Regions from separate parts of the Homo sapiens genome. Here regions 1 and 3 are each linked to region 2. A link is an interaction called in ENCODE POLR2A ChIA-PET data of the cell type or tissue named here. Cell type or tissue: HepG2. All regions are shown on one strand. Region 1 has its middle 5.3 kb from the start of GJB1. Region 2 holds the start of NONO (non-POU domain containing octamer binding). Region 3 has its middle 8.6 kb from the start of GJB1.

Region 1 (5,000 bases), 55 kb before region 2:
CTTCAACACTCTGTGCTTCTGGGATTCCTGAAAGATTTCCCCAAGTAACAGTGCATTATCTTCCCCCAGCCTCACAGGGGTTTCCTTAGAGTCACTGCCCCCACAAATAGCCTCTCAGAGTAAAAGTTTCCCCCATGGCAAGTTTGCCTCCTCAGCTTCCTTACCTCCGAACAGGAGAAATTATTTGCCACTCCCTCTCAGAGTATGTGGACTCCATGTAGGAAGTGCTGGATATCAGAAAGGGAGAGAAAATCAGACACAATCTCATGTGAATTGTTCTCCCTTGAGACAGTTTTTCCTCTTTGGAGAGAAAGCATGGAAGTTTTCTTTATTTGAGATTTCTCCTTTAGAAAAAAAAAAAAGGAAGACTGGATGTGGTGGCTCATGCCTGTAGTCCCAGCACTTTGGAAGGCCAAGGGGAGAGAATCACTTGAGCCCATGAGTTTGAGACCAGTCTGAGCAACATAGAGAGACCCCATCTCTACAAAAAAAATAAAATAAAACAATTAGTCAGGTGTGGTGGCATGTGCCTGTAGTCCCAAGCTATTTCGGATGCTGAGGTGGGAGGATAACTCGAGCCCAGGAGGAGGTTGAGGCTGCAGTCAGCTGTGATCACGCCACTGCACTCCAGCCCGGGCCAGAGAGTGAGACCTTGTCAAGAAAGAAACAAAGAAAGAAAAGGAAGGAAGGAAGGAAGGGAGGGAGGGAGAGAGGGAGGGAGGGAGGGAAGGAAATGAGACCTTTAGAGGCCGAAGCAAGAGGATTGCATGAGGCCAGGAGTTCAAGACTAGCCTGGACAGCATAGCAAGATCCTATCTCTATTTTTTTTTTTTTTGAGACGGAGTCTCGCTCTGTCACCCAGGCTGGAGTACAGTGGCGCGATCTCGGCTCACTGCAAGCTCCACCTCCCGGGTTCACGCTGTTCTCCTGCCTCAGCCTCCCGAGTAGCTGGGACAATAGGCGCCCGCCACCACGCCCGGCTAATTTTTTTTTGTATTTTTAGTAGAGACGGGGTTTCACTGTGTTAGCCAGGATGGTCTCAATCTCCTGACCTCGTGATCTGCCCGCCTCGGCCTCCCAAAGAGCTGGGATTACAGGTGTGAGCAACCGCGCCCGGCCTCCCATCTCTATTTTTAAAAAATTGAAAGAAAGAAAGGAGAGAGTAAGTATTCCTTTCCACCACACTTAGTAATCCCTGAGAGAGAGCTTCCTCTCCCTTAAAAGAGGAACATTCCTTTCCTACAAGAAATTTCCTTTCCCCTTAGAAACTGACATTATGTTCCATCAGAGGAGAGGTCCCCACCCCCTCACGGTGAGAGAGATTCCTTTTCTTATCGAAATCCATCCTTTTCACCCACAACAATACAACAAACACATCCCCTCTCCATACAACATGCCATCAGGAGAAAGATTTTCTTTTTAAAATTCCATCCTGGTCCTGGTCGGAAGCAGGGAACCTCATGCCCTCTCCACATTGAGAAATGCTAACCCCCACCATCACATCAGAAATGTAGTTTCTCTTCAAAGATTCTACCAATCCCCCTTGGAAAGAGGCTCCAACTCTATATCAAGGCTTTCCTCTCCAGGGGGCAGTGGTGGGACAATAAAGCTATCAGGCTGGGTGTTACAGCCCAAGTGGGGGACACAGGATTCTTGGGTCCCATGAACCAGGTAGGAACAGGCCCAAGGAACCTTGAGGGGAGCTGGTGGACACAATGTCTCAGGGAGGTAGGAGGCAGAGTTAGACTGACTCCAAGACTGACTTTTCAAATCAGGCTCTGTCACAAGAGTATAAGAGAGAGACACAGAGGCAAATGAGGCATGCTCTCTGCCACGCAGTAGAAATTCAATGTGCTGAGTGACCTGGGTTATGAAGAGGACACTGGAATTAGGAGACCTCGTTCTCCACTGATGAGCTCTGTCCCCTTGGACACGTGATATTTACCCTCTCCAGGTCTGTTTCCTCATCTCCAATAGAGAGTTAATAATAACCTCTCTACCTCTTTCACAGAACTTTTTTGAGAATCAGACAAGATGTGTTCAAAAGCTGGTTATGAACTAACGGTAAAGTAAGGTAAGATAGTATCATAAGCACTGAGACCATGGCCTTACGACATGCTAGAATTCTCAATGAGCCAGAAAGGAGTGAGGCTGGTTCAGGTAGGCTGAAGCTAGTTAAAACAATTTGGCAATAATAGTGTTGGCTCCCCCAGGGAGTGGACACCAGTCCAAACAGCAAAGTCCAAGAGAGGTTGCAAACCTGAGCATGATTCATTTAAGGGTCAATATTCAAGGGGTCTGATCAGGGGGCAGAAAAGGCATAGTAACAGGAAGCTCTTGCATGCTGTATCTCATGGAACTGGTCCTTTTAGGAATGTCTATGATCTTTTAGAGGTGTCTATGCACAGAGATGCCAGGAGCTGGGGGGCAAAGGAACAGAGGCAGATGAACTAGGAGAGTAATCAAGGCCTCCAGCCAGCTGAGTTGGGGTTTGAAAGCAAGCTGTGGTATCCATAGAGAATTGGCATGGCAACCACAAACTGGTTCAGATGTTCAATCAGATAGCCTGGGTGCACACAGTGGGGGCTAGAGGGGAATGCTTGCTCCATTTACTGATTCCAAAGTACTTAAATGCCAGACCTGGCCTATGGTGCAGAAGGGGCTACACAATCGTACCAAGCTAAGCTCCTGTTGATTCCTGGAGTAGGCCAGGGAGAATGTACAGGGTCAAATGGAAAATGGATTGGGACATTCCAGCAAGGGGCAAATAAAACAGACAAAAAATACCCTACAGATATGACAGGAATTGGCTGGGCACAGTGGCTGTTGCCTGTAATCCCAGCAATTTGGGAAGCCAAAGCAGGCAGATCACTTGAAGCCAGGAGTTCGAGACCATCCTGGCCAACATGGTGAAACACTGTCTCTACTAAAAATACAAAAATTAGCCAGGCGTGGTGGCACATGCCCATAGTCCCAGCTACTCAGGAGGCTGAGGTGGGAGAATTGCTTGAATCCGGGAGGTGGAGGTTGCAGTGAGCCGAGATCGCGCCACTGCACTCCAGCCTGAGTGACAGAGTGAGTGAGACTCCATCACAAAAAAAAAAAAAAAAAAAAAAAAAAGCCAGGCACGGTGGCTCACGCCTGTAATCCCAGCACTTTGGGAGGCCGAGGCAGGTGGATCACTTGAGGTCAGGAGTTTGAGACCAGCCTGGCCAACATGGTGAAACCCCGTCTCTACCAAAAATACAAAAATTAGCCCCGTGTGGTGGCGCACGCCTGTAATCTCAGCTACTTGGGAGGCTGAGGCATAAGAATCGCTTGAACCTGGGAGGCAGAGGTTGCAATGAGCCGAGATCATGCCACTGCACTCCAGCCTGGGTGACAGAGCGACTCTGTCTCAAAAAAAAAAAAAAGGTATGACGGGGGTGATACCTTCAAACTTGTGTGTTTGGAAGGTCAGCCAGCAGCTGCATGGAGACTGGATTGGGGATTGAAGACTGAGACAGATTGACCAGGTACTGCCAGGTGCAGTGGCACACCTGTGGTCCCACCTACTTGGGAGGCTGAGGTGGAAGGATTCCTTGAACCCAAGACTTTGAGACCAGTCTGGTCAACATAGTGAGACCCTGTCTCTAAAAAAAAAGACCAGTTATGGAGCTGTTGCAATAGCCCAAGTGGCGCCTGTAGGACTAGGACAGTGGCAGAGGAATATGAAGAGGAGACAGGTGTGAGAGACATTTTGGATGTAGAACCTACAACAGGACTTCATGTCTGAGTTGTGGGGTGTGGAAGAGCCAAAGGTAATTTGAGGTTTCCTTTCCCTCCTTTGACTGGAAAGCTCCTAATCATTCAAAACTCATCTCAAACGTCGTTTCCTCTGTGAAGCCATCAACTCTTCTTTCCCCGCTGATCAAGTCCCTTGGAGAGACTCTCCAATTCAGACCTCCACTCTGAATTCCCACAATATGACTGTGGTGTATGTGATAAGAGCGCTTATCACATTATATGGTGCCAGGTGCGGTGACTCACACTTGTAATCCTAGCTGCTCAAGAAGATGAGGTGGGAGGATTGCTTGGAGACCAGCCTGGACTACACAGTGAGACCCCATCTCTAAAAAATACCACCACCACCACCACCACCACACACACACAAAAAAGAAAAGCACACAGGCCAGGCACAGTGGCTCACGCCTGTAATCCCAGCACTTTGGGAGGCTGAAGCAGGCGGATCTGTTGAGGCCAGGAGTTCAAGACCAGCCTGGTCAATATGGCAAAACCCTGTCTCTATTAAAAATACAAAAATCAGGCAGGCGTGGTGGTGGGCGCCTGTAGTCCCACCTACTCAGGAGGCTGAGGCAGGAGAATCAGTTGAACCTGGGAGGCAGAGGCTGCAGTAAGCCGAGATCGTGCCACTGTACTCCAGCCTGGGTGACAGAGTGAGACTCTGAAAAAAAGGAAGGAAGGAAGGAAGGAGGGAGGGAGGGAGGGAGGGAGGAAGGAAAGAAAGATTAGCTCATAAAATCTGTCTTAAAAAAAGAAAGAGGCCAGGTGCGGTGGCTCACGTCTGTAATCCCAGCACTTTGGGAGGCCTAGGCAGGTGGATCTCTTGAGGCCAGGAATTGGAGACCAGCCTGGCCAACATGGCGAAACCCTGTCTCTATTAAAAATAGAAAAATCAGCTGGGCCTGGTGGCACTCGCCTGTCATCCCAGCTACTTGGGAGGCTGAAGCAGGAGAATTGCTTGAACCCAGGAGGGGGAGGTTGCAGTGAACTGAGATCATGCTATTGTGCTCCAGCCTGGCTGACAGAGCAAGACTCCATCAGAAAGAAAGAAAGAAAGAAAGAGAGGAAGGAAGGAAGGAAGGAAGGAAGGAAGGAAGGAAGGAAGGAAGGAAGGAGAAGGGGAAGGGGAAGGGGAAGGAAGAGGGGGAAGGGGGAAGGGGGGAAGGGAGGGAGGAAAAGAAAGAAACTATTGTGTGGTAATCACTTGCATAAGCTTA
Region 2 (5,000 bases):
TCAAGGGTGTTCTTTCCTGCGAAGCCATTCCTGATCTACTCAAGCAGATCCATGTTACCCTTTACTGCTACTGTACCTCCAATATGCTACTATTATTTTATTTGTGTAAGGTATTGCAATTATTGGTTTACATGAACATCTTTACACTTATTTGATTAACAACGTATAAATTCATTAAAATTTTATTGAATCCATAGTGGTTTTTTGTAATTATGGATTTTCTCACTCAGCAGATACTAAAAACTATCATGTGGCAATCTGTAAAATGTTTGATATTAAAAAGTAGTCCTGGCCAGGCACAGTGGCTCACGCTTGTAATCCTAGCACTTTAGGAGGCCGAGGTGGGCGGATCACTTGAGGTAGGAGCTTGCGACCAGCCTGGCCAACATGGTGAAACCCTGTCTGTACTAAAAATACAAAAGTTAGCCGGGCGTGGTGGCAGGTGCCTGTAGACCCAGCTACTCGGGAGGCTGAGGCAGGAGAATGGCGTGAACCCGGGAGGCGGAGCTTGCAGTGAGCTGAGATCGCGCCACTGCACTCCAGCCTGGGCGACAGAGCAAGACTCTGTCTCAAAAAAAAAAAATTGGCTGGGCATAGGCACGGTGGCAGGCACCTGTAATCCCAGCTACTCGGGAACTGAGGCAGGAGAATCGCTTGAACCTGGGAGGCAGAGGCTGCAGCGAGCCGAGATCACACCACTGCACTCCAGTCTGGGCGACAGAGCGAGACTCCGTCCCGCCGCCAAAAAAAAAGTGGTCCTCCACTGGGTGCCCTGGCTCATGCCTGTAATCCCAGCACTTTGCCAAGTGGAGGCGGGATTCCTTACACCCAGGAGTTTAAGACCAGTTTGGGCAATATGGTGAAACCCTGTCTCTACAAAACATACAAACCCACCGTGGGCGTAGTTGTGCACTCCTGTAGTCCCAGCTACTGAGGAAGCTGAGGTGGGAGAATCGCTAGAACCTGAAAGGCAGAGGTTGCAGTGAGCTGTGTTTGTGCCACTGCACTCCAGCCTGGGTGACAGAGCAAGACTGTCTCTAAGTAAATAAATATAAACAGTACATACATAGAAAATAGAAACGCAAGAAAGTGGTCATAATTGCTATCTCTAGAGAATGAATGGGGGGGAGACTTTTTTTTTGAGACGGAGTCTCACTCATTGCCCAGGCTGGAGTGCAGTGGCGCAATCTTGGCTCACTGCTAGCTCCGCCTCCTGGGTTCACACCGTTCTCCTGCCTCAGCCTCCCGAGTAGCTGGGACTACAGGCACCCGCCACCACGCCGGCTAATTTTTTTTTTGTATTTTTAGTAGAGACGGGGTTTCACCATGTTAGCTAGGATGGTCTCGATCTCCTAACCTCGTGATCCTCCCGCCTCGGCCTCCCAAAGTGCTAGGATTACAGGCGTGAGCCACCACACCCGGCCAAGACTTTTCTCTTTATACTGTTGGGTATTGTTTGATTTTTCTTTTTTTTTCTATGAGTAAGTATTAGTTTTCTTCTTCTTCTTTTTAATTGAGACGGGGTCTCACTCTGTCACGCAGGCTGGAGTGCAGTGGCGCGATCTCCACTCATTGCAGCCTCTGCTTCCCGAGCTCAAGCTATCCTCCCACCTTAACCTTAACCTCCTGAGTAGGTGGGACTACAGGGACACTCCACCACGACAGGCTAATTTTTGCTTTTTTTCGGAGATGGAGTTTCGCCATGTTACCCAGGCTGGTCTCGAACTCCTAGGCTTAAGCGATCCTCCCGTCTCGGCCTCTCAAAGTACTGGGATTATAGGCATGAGCACTGCACCTAGCCGGAATTAAAAATTCAGGTTCTCAGTTGCATTAGTCATATTTCAATGGCCACTTATAGTTAGTAGCTGCCATATTGAACACAGCAGACATAGGACCTTTCCATCATTGCACACAGTTCTATTGAACAGCCCAAGTCTAGATCATTGTGTCCCCACATAAGGTGGTGCCCATTGGGATACCCTGCAACCCTGAGTGTGAATTAATTAATGGGAATTAACAACACATACTTATCAATTGATCCTTGTAGTCCTTGGTTAACCACGGGGGCGGGGCGAGTTAGGCATTACTGAAACAATGAAGGTTAGTTACTGATAGGCCTCCTATGGAATATACAGTCTGATCTAGAGGCCTACAATATATCCATGGCAATGATGACACCTGTTGAATCTCTCAGTAAATCATAGGAACAATAGTGATGTTTGGACTGCTAGGTTTTCTGGTTACCATGGAAATGAGGGTGCTGGTTACAATTCTGTGTAATCACGCAGAGCCTAAGGTATGATGCACCCCCTCCTCCCCCACCCCGTCTGTAACCATGACCAAAGAGTTGACTATTTCAGTTGCGTTTCCCGAGTAGCCCCAGCAACAGGAGAAGCATCTAGAAATATGATTAAGTATGGGGTGTCAGGATGCAAGCCCTAACAAGGAAGTGTGAAAAAAGAAACATGGCGGGGCATTTTTTTCAGTAGGAAAAGGCCAAATCTATTCCATTGAATACAATGACATTGTTACTCTTGCTTCTTGCACAGGCGCAGTGCAGGACTGCTCCGAGCACGCCTACGCGCGCATTTTCTCCCCTTCCTCTCCCTCTTTCCACTTTCCTCTCCCTTTTTCTCCTCTCCTTTCCCCCTCCCACCACTTGGTCTTTCAGTCTTTCAGTCAGTTCGTTTAGGTCTCTCCTTCCGACCCCCACCCCCAGCTCCTCTCCCTTTCCTTTTCCCCCTCCCCCTTTCCTTTCCCGTCTCACGCGCCAGGCCGCTTGCACATGCGCATTAGGTACAAAGCCTCGCTCTTTGTCCCCATCTGTCGTTCACACGAACTCAAGCCTTTGGCATTCGGCAGCCAATAGAATCTAAGAAATGGCGGAAAAATGATTCCGCCTCGGGAGCTAAACCTTGATTGGCAGTTTAGCTAACCAATCGAGAACGCCATTTTGTACCCCTTGGCAGGCACCGAGCTCCGTCGTCTCGTTTCCGGCGGTCGCGCGCTCTTTTCTCGGGACGGGAGAGGCCGTGTAGCGTCGCCGTTACTCCGAGGAGATACCAGTCGGTAGAGGGTGAGTTTTGGGACGTCTTGGTTCTTGTTTGGGAGGGTAGTGGGATTTCTTGGAACAATCAGCGAAGGAAGAGGCTAGGGCGAAGCTAGGTTTGGAGGGTGGATGGCGCTTCCGAGGCCCCTTGAGGCCTTGTCTCTGCCGCCACACTGCCTTCTCAGCCCACCCGCGGGGGGCCACCTTTCTCAACTCGCTTCGCTTCGGGCTTTCCCCATTTTCGTTCCTGCCCTGTTTCTTTGTGCAACTCATCTCCGAATCTTACCCGTGTCAGTAAGTTGCCGGCCTCTGAGCCGCCCTGGGCCCGACGGTGTGGGGTCTATTATGAGAGATCGCTGAAGTCGTGGTTGGTTAGAGGAGGAGGCGCTTTGTCGGGCGCTCCTCCTCTCGGCCCCGCGAGGCCATTAATTCAGAATGGGCAAGTGGGGCCCCTCAAGCGATATTTCTTTGTCAAAACTCTTAGCTGGAAAGTTCCTCTGCATATCCAGAGCCCGCCGCTTTCGTAGTCAGATTTCTGTATGCCCTTTTTCTAAAGTCCTAACCGCCTAGCTCCTTGACGCATTTATATAGCATCACTTTTTAAAATGAAACTTAAATTTATGGATTTCGCATCGAGTATTTTATTTTCCAGTTTGAGAAACTCTTACCATAACCTGACACGTTTCTTTGTGTTTTTAACAGAGAAGTCGAGGTTAGAGGGAACTGGGAGGCACTTTGCTGTCTGCAATCGAAGTTGAGGTAGGTGTAAGGAAGGGATAGGGTTGCCAGACAAAACACCGGGCACCCAGTTGAATTAGAATTTCACCTACACAACCAATTATTTTTAAGTATATGTTGCATAGTTTTCAATTAAATTTCAAATTTAATTGTGGGTTGTGTATTTTATTTGCTAAATCTGGCAACTCTAGTGGGGGGGCCCTGGTTATATTTATACTGTGTCCTTGTCCACCTTCCTTGTTATTAAATGAAAAGTCCTAAGAAACTCTTAGAGAAGGACCTTAGTTCATTTTACAGCTTTCAGGCTGGCCATCCAGGCAGCCATCTCAGTCTTGTAAATTTATACCAGATTTAGATTTCAGATATGTGTGATGTAGTGTTTGGTCCTCTACCTAAACATTTGTTTAACTGTAGCATGCCCAGTGGTTAGAGTCTTTCTCAACCAGCAATACGTGTTTTCTCTCAAAATTCTTCATCAGGATTATTAGTCTCAGGGACACAAGTAGACAGTAATCTTTGCTGCTGATCTTCGTGCTGTGTTCTCTTTTCAGAGGCCCAGTATTTAGGCGACAGTGAATTTATTACTCTGAAGAGGGTTCTGCACATATTTCCAAATTATATTGGTGGTCATCAGAAGTAGGTGATAGGAAGAAATACTTCTCAAGGTACTTGCTACTTGGTGGGCACTGTTATAGGTGCTTTATTATGATAGTCTTCACTAGTGCATTCCATCCTGGGCCTCTCCGGGGCCAGGGGAAGAGAGATGTTTAACACCTGGAACCCAAGTAGGAAAAGATTTGATTCTGATGCCCACCTTGCCCCATCCCCAACTATTTCCAGGGTGGACTTTAGATTTTGTATGTTTTAACTTCCTGCTTTTATATCTTATTTTTTAAAACACTATTTTCTTTTTTTGTTGTTTTTTTTTAAAGGTATCTCATTTGCCATGAAACTGCTACACCTGCTCATGGCGTTTAAAATCCTTACAACTTTTTGAGAAAACGACGTTGCACTATGTGGCAAGAGTCACAGGATAGATTCTATTTTTAAGAATTTATCCTATGGAAATAATTAAATGGAAATAAAGCTGAAAGCCAGAAGACATTTACTGCAGCGTTATAATAGGAAAAGCCAAAAACAACCACCTAAATGTCTTATAGTAGGGAGTAGTTTAGTAAAGTAGTACATCCTGGTGAACTTTATATAGTCATTA
Region 3 (5,000 bases), 69 kb before region 2:
GAGCAAATGGATTTACATTGTTCGCTGTAGTAATTTTCCCTTTGTCCTCCCTCTCTTTTTTTTTTTTTTTTTTTTGAGACAGAGTCTCACTCTGTTGCCCAGGCTGGAGTGCAGTGGCATGATCTCGGCTCACTGCAAGCTCCGCCTCCCGGGTTCACGCCATTCTCCTGCTTCAGCCTCCCGGGTAGCTGGGACTACAGGCGCCCGCCACCAAACCTGGCTAATTTTTTGTATTTTTAGTAGAGACGGGGTTTCACTGTGTTAGCCAGGATGGTATTGATCTCCTGACCTCATGATCCACCTTGGCCTCCCAAAGTGCTGGGATTACAGGCGTGAGCCAAGGTGCCCAGCCTGCTCTCCCTCTTTTCCCTCCCTTCTCTTTCCTTGCCTTTCTTCTCTCTAGCAGCCGCACTCCATCCAGAAGATGGGCTCAAGTAACAGTAAATAGGCAGCAGACAGGTCAATTCTAGCAACAATATATTTTATACAGCTACGGAGTATCCAAATAGACTTCCTATAGTTTAGAACTATAAGCACCACAAAGAAATCCTGCCAGAACTCCAAGGAACAATGAGTACACACTAATATTAACCTGTAGTTTCCCTTCCTAGGAACTCCGCTATATATAGGAGCTCTCTCTTCTGGTCAAACAGGTCTGCCTACCGTTCCCCAAACACAGCTCACAGCTTCCTGTCACCTGAAATGTTTGTCCCTCCATCTCCTTTATGACCCACGTCCAACTCTGCCTTTCTGTTAAACCTACCCTTTTCTTCTGCGTCTGAACTTCTGGCATCTCATATCTGCATATGGCATTTAGGAGAAACTCCCTTGTAGTTACTCAGGTGAGTGTCTCTATCTGTCCTGTTAGCTTAGAATCTTCTGGAGTCAGGGACCACCTCTAACTCAGATTATCAGTGGGACCTTGTAGAGTTCATCAGCTGTGATATAGTGGCCAAGTGAACAAGTTCTGGAACCAGACTGCCTGGGTTCAAATCCAGCTTTGTTATTTACCAGTAGCCGGCTAACCTCAATTATGTCACTTAACCTCTGTGTGCCTTAATTCCCCTGTAACATGAGAATATTAATAGTGCCTACTTTGTAGGGTTATTTTGAAGATCAAACAAAGTAATACAAAACAATTTGAACATTGCCTTTAATGCATTAAGTACACGGGAAACGGTAGTCCTCTCTATCCATTACAACTTGTACTCTCAGCGGGAAGAATGGTGTTCAGCCTGTCCCCCACCCACCATGATGTCCAGCTCAGTTTTGCCTTTTACCAAGTTTACCAGGCACAACTAAAGGATTCCCTATCTGGCTTTAAATGTCCTCCATACTCTAAGCCTCTTAACTGACTGACAGTTTCCTCCACAGCCCCTCAACACAGTCCTGCCTCCTTACTGGCTCCCAGATATGCCTTGCTCGTTCCTACTCTGTGCCTTCACTCACACTGTTCCTCCTCCCTGGAATGCTAACCCGGTCCTTCCCCTTCCAGCTCCTACCTGTCTTTTACTTCTCCACTCAAACCTCACTTCCTCTAGGAAGCCTTCCCTGATTACTTCAGTTTATTCTCATCATTCCCTTCTCTGGACTCTCTCAGGAATCAAAGTTAGTGAATACGCACTGATATTTTTCACAACAATTTATTGGGTCTTGGTCCCCTCTCCTCCAGAAGTTCGGCAGGGCATGATAGCTCACACCTGTAATCCCAGTGCTTTGGGAGGCTGAGGCGGGCAGATCACTTGAGGTCAGGAGTTCGAGACCAGCCTGGCCAACGTGGTGAAACCCCATCTCTACTAAAAATACAAAAATTAGCTAGGCGCCTGTAATCCCAGCTACTCGTGAGGCTGAGGCAGAAGAATCGCTTGAACCCGGGAGGCGGAGGTTGCAGTGAGCCAAGATTGCGCCACTGCACTCTAGCCTGGGTGACAGAGTGAGACTGAGTCTCAAAAAAAAGAAGTTGATAAATCTCTTATGAACAGTTGGGATGTTTTCACCTCCTTTGCCACCTGCACCCAGCACGTAGCCCTATGCTGGGTTCCTAGTAGGTGTCCAATACTCATGGATTGATGTATCCATATGCCCAGGTTTGGCTAAGGGAAGCTGAGGCCCTGGCTCCCTTTCTAGCAGTGAGCTCAAGCTGGAGTGAAGAACAGAAGGCAGGGGGCCAGTTTCTCTGCTAACTTCCCTTGTTTCTCCACTGCCATTCAGGCCACAGAACACAGCAGGGTCTTCAGGTAAGCCGTCAGTGGTGCAGACCTTGAAACTAGACTGATCCCTCAGTTAATGGTTGACAGTCTCTGTTTACCTTAATGATTGCCAAGATTCATTACTGAACATGATACACTTTGCAGTTCAACTGCCTTGGCCTTGAGGGTAGAAAGCAATTTCTGAGGTTTTAGGGTTCTGGGATAGGATTAGAAATACTTGGGTCCATCCCCAGCCACTCAGGATGTGGACAATAAGCAAGTGGCCGGAGGGCACCCTGGTACTGCCATATGGGTGGGAAGCACTGCCAGCTCCCACCTTGACCTCAGGTGCCAGCAGGCATCACCCATGGCTTTTTCCTCCCCATTGTCATCTAATGTGTTTATTTATTTATACTTTTTGTAGAGATGGGGTCTTACTATGTTGCCCAGGCTGGTCTCAAACTCCTGGCTTCAAGTGATCCTCCCGCCTTGGCCAAAGTGCTGGGATTACAGGCATGAGCCACCATGCCCGGCCCTGTCATACAGTTTTAGAGGCTGGGAGCTAGAAGGGTTGACCAGGATGGCAGCCTGTACAGGATCCCTCTCTGCAGCTTGCCCGCACTGTGGATCTGCCTAAGGCCAGGGCATGGGGGAAGCCTGAGGGATGCTGAGGAGCACAGGTCCAGCTCAGTCTCCCAGAGAGACTAAACATGGGTGGGTGACAATGATGCCTCTCTTCCTCTGGGACAAGGCAGTGACTCCAGGCTATGTGATCTGTCTCTCCAAACCCATAGGGAGCTCAGAGGATCAATCTTGTTTAATGATTGTATGTGGGAGGAGGTGGGGCTGGTTAATGTTTGTCTGGTTCCTCTTGGGCTGTGGGCCATTTCTGGCTCTGGCCCTGGGTTCGTTGTCCCTCCCCTGGGCTGGGCTGACAGTACCTGGTGGCATAGGGCAGACACGCCTGCAGACATTCTCTGGGAAAGGGCAGCAGCAGCCAGGTGTGGCAGTGACAGGGAGGTGAGGAGACTGGGGGCTGAGGGAGGTGGGCCAGGGAGGGCTGATGTGGCACAGTGGGCCGGAAATAGGGGCCGGGTCTTGCCTTCTACTGACCTCCGCCTTCAGCCACTTAGGTCCCTTCCATGCTTCCCTCTGAAGCTGGGGTGAGGCCCCTCCTGCCAGGTGCCAGACTTGCTTAGCCTCTCTCTGCAGCCTCTTTCCAGGTTCAACATTGCTTTTCCTCTCACTTTTTTTCCTCTGGCCAAAGATTCCCCTTATTCCCATAGGGCCAGATTCTCAGGAAGACTTGAGGGACCCCCTAGGTGCAAGGTGGCCAAGTTTGTCTCTCTGAGACATTTCCTGCCACACAGGGTTAGGGTTTAGTGGGAATGTTGGGCACTGCCAGGTGCTGTTTTCCTTCCTTGATTACAAGGCAAGCCAGGCATGCACCCAACACGGGGCTGCGAGTGGATGAATAAAGCGTGCTCAGCGGGCTGCAGAGGGCTAGCCAACAGGGCCAAGGATTTGGGAGCGTGTGTTTCCACTTTCTTGAAGGAGGCAGACTGACTCAAGCTGAACTTGGAGTAATTGATGGTTCGGAGATTTTTTTTTTTTTTTTGAGACGGACTTTCACTCTTGTTGCCCTGGCTGGGGTGCAATGGCGCAATCTCGGCTCACTGCAACCTCTGCCTCCCGGGTTCAAGCGATTCTCCTGCCTCAGCCTCCCGAGTAGCTGGGATTACAGGCATGCACCACCATGCCTGGCTAATTTTGTATTTTTAGTAGAGACGGGGTTTCTCCATGTTGGTCAGGCTGGTCTCAAACTCCCAACCTCAGGTGATCTGCCCGCTTCGGCCTCCCAAAGTGCTGGGATTACAGGCATGAGCCACCACGCCCGGCCGGTTTGGAGATCTAAAGGAGGGGTGTTCCCCAGCTGTTTGAAAGTTGTTGCAGCTGTTGGGAATGGCACAGCAGAATGTGTAAACTTAGAAAATGAAATGAGGAGAGGAGAATACAGACAAGAGGGGTTTTAATGGAGAGAAGTATAGATTAGAATGCAGCCTGGCAATGGAAAAGGGACCCAGGCTTGGGTGAGGGGCCAATACGATTCCTACTCTGAGCTCCAGCACTTGCTTACCACCTGTGTAGTAAGTTACTCAGCTTCTGTTAGCCTTCATTGCCTCACCTGTGAGTTGAAGACAATAGCTCCTGGCTCACGGGGTTGTTGTGAGCGTGAGAGTCTGTGAATATACACACAGGGGGCACTCCATAAATGGCAGCTGTTATAATAACCCAAGCAGAGAGCAACAGGAAGTCAGGTGGGTGATGGAGGAGTAAGGGAGTAGCGTCCAAACAATGGGGAAGGGAGCTGGCATAAGCAGAAGCTCTCTGAAAAGACCGCAGCAGAGAGGGGGAAAGAACAAATCGGAATGAGCTAGACTGGACCTGACCCAAGCCTGGCCACGGAATATGTATGGCAGGGTGGAGAGGCTAAGTCCAGTGACTGAGATATTGCAGAACTGCAGGGTGGAGGCAAGAGAGAGAAGCAGGGGAAGGGGAAGAGAGCTGGAGGAGTTTGGCCTTAGCCACACCAAACTGATGAAGGCAGCCAGAAATTCCTAAGGAAATCTCAAAGAAAGCCCCATGTCCCTTCCTGACCAGTGACTGCCTGCGAAATGGGGGAGGGAGCATGGAGTCCGAGGCTGAATGTAACCTCATCCATCCCAGCCCACCCCTCTTCCCCAAACCCCAAATCACAAGGATTTTCCTGTAGTTGGAAGGATAGGGAGGAGGTGGGGGCAGAAACAGAGA

The links. Peaks named below come from ENCODE experiments on the same cell type or tissue, not always from the same donor. Only the 100,000 strongest peaks of a DNase experiment are listed, where the experiment ranks them.
Region 1: POLR2A ChIA-PET joins it to region 2 with 30 read pairs; 8 of 35 experiments call an interaction of 5 or more read pairs at or near these places.
Region 3: POLR2A ChIA-PET joins it to region 2 with 25 read pairs; 10 of 35 experiments call an interaction of 5 or more read pairs at or near these places.

What each region holds. Positions count from the first base shown.
Region 1 is chrX:71,225,992-71,230,991 of GRCh38, forward strand. No RefSeq gene overlaps it. Among named protein-coding and RNA genes, the nearest start is that of GJB1, 5.3 kb to the left of the region's middle. In HepG2, a CTCF peak has its summit at 1,584 (motif pointing right); DNase peaks (open chromatin) are centred at 1,920 and 2,290.
Region 2 is chrX:71,280,646-71,285,645 of GRCh38, forward strand. It overlaps NONO (non-POU domain containing octamer binding), which reads left to right and starts at 2,990. Exons shown (of 12, transcript NM_007363.5): 1 at 2,990-3,076; 2 at 3,752-3,808. In HepG2, no CTCF peak of the experiment used is centred here; DNase peaks (open chromatin) are centred at 2,256 and 2,886; H3K4me3 peaks cover 2,522 bases.
Region 3 is chrX:71,212,082-71,217,081 of GRCh38, forward strand. It overlaps a transcript of GJB1 not described here. Among named protein-coding and RNA genes, the nearest start is that of GJB1, 8.6 kb to the right of the region's middle. In HepG2, no CTCF peak of the experiment used is centred here; DNase peaks (open chromatin) are centred at 2,260, 3,020 and 4,490; H3K4me3 peaks cover 1,998 bases.